2 separate regions of the Homo sapiens genome follow, and region 1 is linked to region 2. A link is a contact called in ENCODE Hi-C or POLR2A ChIA-PET data. All regions are on one chromosome and are shown on one strand. The core of a region is the stretch at or near the end of the contact, and the rest is flanking DNA. Distances in the headings are between cores, read along the strand shown.

The links. A loop is a pair of places that touch in the nucleus more often than their neighbours do. ChIA-PET counts read pairs that join two places held with the same protein, here RNA polymerase II (POLR2A). Pooled maps may share reads with other maps.
Region 1: a loop to region 2 is called in a map of naive thymus-derived CD4-positive, alpha-beta T cell, with 23 times the contacts of the local background. The contact joins the promoter of ZNF268 here to the promoter of GOLGA3 in region 2. A Hi-C loop is called at or near these places in 1 of 168 maps with a recorded cell type or tissue (naive thymus-derived CD4-positive, alpha-beta T cell), 5 of 37 single-sample maps with no recorded cell type and 12 of 50 pooled maps. POLR2A ChIA-PET finds 5 or more read pairs at or near these places in 3 of 52 experiments (CD4-positive, alpha-beta T cell, GM12878 and activated B cell).

The regions. Positions count from the first base shown.
Region 1 is chr12:133,180,015-133,182,975 of GRCh38, forward strand. ZNF268 (zinc finger protein 268) reads left to right here and starts at 1,481. Exons shown (of 6, transcript NM_003415.3): 1 at 1,481-1,672; 2 at 1,932-2,016. The coding sequence starts at 1,984. RefSeq lists enhancers at 1,199-1,723, 1,319-1,628, 1,669-1,868.
Region 2 is chr12:132,827,519-132,830,363 of GRCh38, forward strand. GOLGA3 (golgin A3) reads right to left here and starts at 1,351. Exons shown (of 24, transcript NM_001389683.1): 1 at 1,285-1,351. RefSeq lists silencers at 629-728, 1,229-1,288, 1,659-1,868 and an enhancer at 1,439-1,578.

The sequences.
Region 1 (2,961 bases), core at 231-2,730, 350 kb after region 2:
GAAGATGTTGGTGAGGATGTGGAGAAAAGGAAACTCCTATACACTGTTGGTGAGAAAGTGAAATTAGTATAACCTATGGAAAACAGTGTGGAGAATTCTCAAAGAACTAAAAATAGAATTACCATTTGATAAAGCAATCCTGTTACTGAGTATCTACCCAAAGGAAATCATTATATATATAAAAAAAATACCTGCACTCATATGTTTATCACAGCACTATTCACAATATCACAGGTATGGAATTAACCTAAATGTCCATGAATGGATGAATAAAGAAAATGTGTTATATATACACAATGGAATACTATTCAGCCATAAGAAAGAATGAAATTGTCTTTTGCAGCATCATGGATGGAACTAGTGGCCACTATCTTCAGTGAAACAACTCAGGCACAGAAAGAAAAACACATGTTTTCACTTTAAGTATGAGCTAAAGGATATGTACACATGGATGTAGAGTGTGGGATGATAGACAATGAAGACTCAAAAGGTGTGGGGGGGTTTCAGGGATAATCATAAATTACCTGACTGGTACAATGCATATAACGTACTATAGGGCGTGGATACCTTAAAAGCCTTGACATCACCACTACACAACTGATGCATGTAACAAAATTACACTTGTACCTCATAAATTTATAAAAGTTTTTAAAAGCCAAAAACAAAAGAATTCTAGAAAACTTGTATCTGCCTCTGTGAATGTCACCTCTTCCCAATACTTAAGATCAATAATGATTAGTGGATATTTTCCGTTGGTGCAAAAGTAAGTAATTGCGGCTTTTGCCATTAAAGTAAACCAATATTTTCCAACTGGCCAATACATGATGTTACGAAATCATGCGTGATAAAAGAATCCATTCAAAGTGCAGTGTAGACCAACGGATTTTATGTAATAGAGTAGAAAAAGTTCATCTACGTGGTTTCAGATTGTACACTAACAAAACTATCCCTTGTTCGACTTGTATCTTTATATACTTTAACAAAAACAACATACGCAACAGATTAAACATAGAAGCAGATATGAGAATCCAGCTTTCTAGTAAGTCAGAAAAGACTTAAAAAGCGAAGCCACTCCTTACTAAATTTTTTCTTTTGTAAAATATATGTAATTTTCATTAAAATATTATTTATGTTAACATGTAATGGGAATTTTACGAATCTGTTATTAAAGTGTAAAGCAAAATAAGACTTTTACCATTTCAGTAAAGCAGGGACTAGAACACTTGTAACCTAATTTACATCCCTCCAACCGTTGAGCCATTGGTGTCAAGTATTTTAATTCTCTTTAAAATTTAAAACCTGCAAGCGCGGGAGCTCAGGGACCTGGCCAGGAAGGCCTGAGCTTCCGGGTCATCTTAGCACGCCCCCTCCCGGTGGCCCTTGGCCGGAGCCCTCCGGCGCGGGAGTAACTCCTCGCAGAGGCCTCTGGGAGTTGTAGTTTTTTTGCCTTTGCCTCTCCATGACGCAATTCCTGTGCGACATACGTAGCGGCCGCCATTGTTCCGCGCCGATGGCGAGATCCTTGTTCCTCAGATAGCGTTCATCGCCCGTCGTGGTCAACGGGCCAGCCGAGTCTGGAGTGGTTGCGAACCCTTCTGGCTGCAGATCTGGAGGTGGAGGCAGTACCCTGGACTCTATTCTGCTGCCCCTTCAGGGTTTGGAGGAGCCGGAGGTGCGGAATTCCTCCGGTTTCAAGGCGGCGGGACGGGACAGAACTAATCTGCCTTAGCTCTCTCCTGCTGCTGACCCGGGGCGGTTGCCTGACCCTAACCTGTGTGTTGGTGAGGGTGTGGAGATGGTGAATCCCGTGCTGTGGGAGGGAAGGAGCCTCAGCTCCGAGAATGGCAGGCAGCCCTGGTGCCTCGGACCCTCCCCCTCTGGGTTTGGGGACTGCTGGGTGACCTCTTTCTTCACTGTGCTCTCTCTTCTAGCATCCCTCGCGTCCTGTCACTTCCAGCGAGGCACACAAAACTGACCGTAGGGATGGCCACCAGGGTCCGGACAGCTTCTATTTGGGTGAGTAGGGGTTTTCTTTCATTCTTGAAAAGCTCTCCCTGAATGCCAACGTGTGCGCACTCCATCTACTCCAGTCTGAATTTGCCAGGAGCTTTCTCACCCCACCGCTCTTTTAGGCAACTGGATCGTCATTTATAGCATGTTAGACTTTCCAGAAATGCTTCTTGTCATCCGACTTCCTTTTTTCCTCCTTTCATCAATCTCTTTTCTAACAACTTTGTACGCTGAACTTTGGAGTTAAACAAGGGATACTCACACATCTTTCAGTTTTTTCAGCCTTTATTTACTGAGGGCCTTCTGTATCTGGGATCTTTAAACCTTATTTTGGAAATTACAAACTTTTTTATTCACTTGTTCAACATTTTTTTTTATTGTATTTTGTTTGCTGGACCCTGGGGCAGGTGCTAAAAATGCAAAGATGGGTTGCTTATCATCCCTGTCTTGAAGAACAGTGGTCTAGGAATGGTGGATAAGAAAGACAATGACAAGTTAATGAGTGCTCTGGGAGCAGGCTGTGGAAATACACGGAGACATGCAGGAATGGGTCAGTTTTGGAAGTAAGGACACCCCCTAACCCCTTACTCCCAAATGCTTCAATGATTAAGAGATTCTTAACCTTAGGTTTGAAAGATGACAAACCTAAAGTAGACAAAGGATTAAAACCAGCCTAGGAAAAAGAAGTAACGTGCAAATTTGAGAGGCTTGAAATGACCTCATGTGGTGAACTTTGGGCACTTTAGGGTTGCTAAAATGTTGAGTTTAATGGTGATAGTAGAGTTATATTAAAAAATGAGGCTAGAGCCGTAGGCCTAAGATCATAGAGGGCTTTGAGGACCCCATTAAAAACTTGGATTGTATCACATAGGGCAGGTGGTCCCCAACCCCCACGCTTCAGACTGGTACCAGTCTGTGGTCTGTTAGGAACTGGGGTGCATGGCAGGAGGC
Region 2 (2,845 bases), core at 101-2,600:
TCCTCAATAAAATGACAGTAATTATCACGATTTTCCCTTTAGTTGTTGCTTGTCAAAATCGCTAAAAGCCAACTGAAGGCATTCTCACTTGGGAAAGTATGCTACTTCTTAAGGCAATCGGGGGAAAAAAAGCTCCTCTTCAATCTGAGTGATGTCAGATGATTTATTTCCTTCTTGCCATTTAAGGTATACTGCCTGAAAAGATATTAAAGGGTTATAAAGCGCTATGTTGATGTCGTTTAAAAGACAGTTCAAAATAATCCACGACGACGGGTGTGGCTGCTCACACCTGTAACACCAGCACTTTGGGAGGCTGGGGTGGGAGGATCGCTTGAGGCCAGGAGTTCCACACCAGCCTGGGCAATACAGCAACACACCCAGTCTCTTAAAAAAAAAAAAAAAATCCATGAGTCATCTGTAAATGGCTTACACTGGCCCAGTGACAATAAACTCCAACCTCTTAAGAATCCAGCACCTGCCTACACCAACATCCTTACCGCCATCGCTTTCCCCCTTTGCCATTACACTGTGGCCACATCCTCCGCCCTCAGGGTCTTCAAACTTTCTGCCTGAGGCGCGCTTTTCTCACAATTTTGCCTGGCTTGCTTCTCGTCATAGAGGCCTTAGCACGGAAGTCGCCCGCCCCCCAGGCTCCCACTTAGAGTAGCGGACCCCACCCAACCACCGCCCGGTACCCTCTCGCTGGCGACCCTGGGTGTCCCTGTCCTAGGTGGGCTCCGCGGGGGCAGTGACCCAGACCCACAATACCCAGGACCCGCCACACGACTGACATTCGTCGGGTTCATACCCGTGACAACGCCCGGCCCCACTCGCTCTGGCCACCTGGAATGAAGACAAGTCGGCCAGCGACAAAGACAAACAAGGAAGTACACGGACTCCTGAAACCCCGACTTCCCACGAACCACCCGACACCATGTCACGCCTTTCAGCTGCAAAGGGCCAGGCTAAAGCAAGCACTGCCCGAGTGGTGGCAGTGGACAGCTTCGGGACAGGCCGCGCTCGTCGGGCGCAGACAAGCATTCAGGAGGGCTCGCGGGCACCGGCATTTACAGAGCCAGCTCCGCCGCAGCTGAAGGCGGGCGCCCAGGCCCGAGGCCACCGCAGCGAGGCGGGGGTGACTGGAACGGGGCCGTCCCGCCACGCTGCAGGGACGCGCCCAGGCCCCGCCGCCGCCCCTCGAGCCTCCCCCGCCCATGCACTGCGGGAGCGGGAGCGGGAGCGGGAGCCCGAGCCCCGAGGCGCCGCGGCCTCCGAGCCCCTCACCCTGCTGCTCTGGCAGCCCCGGAGGCCGCCCGGCCCGGATGCTCCGGCGGAGACGTGGCCGTGAGAGGGGCGGGGCGAGCGGTGCATCGGCCTCGGGTCCCCGGAAACAGCCTGCACGCGCTACTTTCGTTCCGGAACAGAGAACGTCCTCCTCTTCTTCAAGTGGCCACCCTAGGGCCGGGGACCCTCTGCCCACAGGGTCCGGATCGAGCTCACCTCCGACTGTGATGAGGCCGCCTTCAGAAAGTGACCTTAAGAGTTTGCGGACCTTTCCCTAGTAGAAACGCAACTTCCGGAACTGCAGGACCAACTCTTTCAGGAAGCTGAACCGAGCTTCCGGCGGAAGTGGCGTGGCCGGGGCTCGGCATGGGCGCGGCCGAGCTCGGTGTGGGCGTGACTTCCCCGCCCGCCCTAGTCGGGTCCCCGCCCCAACCCCGCACCTCCACCCGGCCGGCGCCCTTCGCGCTTCAGGTGCCAGATCAAAGGCGACGCTGCTTTGGACCCTATTTGCTTCCCCTTTAAAAAGGGCAAAGCTGGACGGCGCGGGCCGCTGGCCGCTGGGGAACGGCTTTCCACCTTCCCTCATCCGCCAGGCCGCTCTTCCAGCTGTCAGGAAGGAAATGGCCTGGAGGGCGCCTCGGGGTCCTCTGTGATGTTGCGCTCATCTCTGCGGATTTTGGAATACGCTTCAGTCTACGAAGTTTTCTGGGATTTTGATGGGAACTGCTGCAGATCGTTTGGGGAGCACGGGCATCGCTGACTCGGTCCTTCATCTGCGTCCCTGGTGGCCCCTCCATTTATTTCGGTCTTTTGATTTCTTCCACCAGCATTTTGTAATTTCAGCATACAGATTCTGCACCTTTTAAGTTTATAGTATTTCACATCAAACAACTGTAACACTGCGTTTTTGACGTTTTCCACGTGTTCACTGTTGGTCTACACAAATGTGATGAATTCTATGTTGATTTTCTTATCCTGAGACCTCGCTGAACTCATTAGTTTGAGGGTTCATTTGGTGTTTTGCGGTTGTTGTTGTAAAATCCTTGTATTTTTTACATGGGCCATCATGTTATCTGCAAATGCAAATTCTAACACAAAATGATCAGACTGAGGCGTAAAATATACAACTTTTAGAAGAAAACAGAATTTCTCACATCTAGAGCTTGGGGAAGAGTTCTTAGATCTGACCAAAAAAACACAATTCACAAAAGAAGTTGATAGAGTAAACTTCATGAAAAAATTAGAAACTTTTCACCGGATGCGGTGGCTCACGCCTGTAATCCCAACACTTTGGGAGGCCAAGGTGGGCGGATTACCTGAGGTCAGGAGTTTGAGACCAGCCAGGCCAAATGGTGAAACCCATCTCTACTAAAAATATAATAATTAGCCGGGCATGGTGGCATGTGCCTGTAATCCCAGCTACTCAGGAGGCTGGAGGAGAATCGCTTGAATCCAGGAGGCGGAGAGGTTGCAGTGAGCGGAGATCGTGCCACCAGCCTGGGCAACAGAGCAAGACTCCGTCTCAAAAAAAAAAAAAAAAGCCGGGCACAGTGTCTCACGC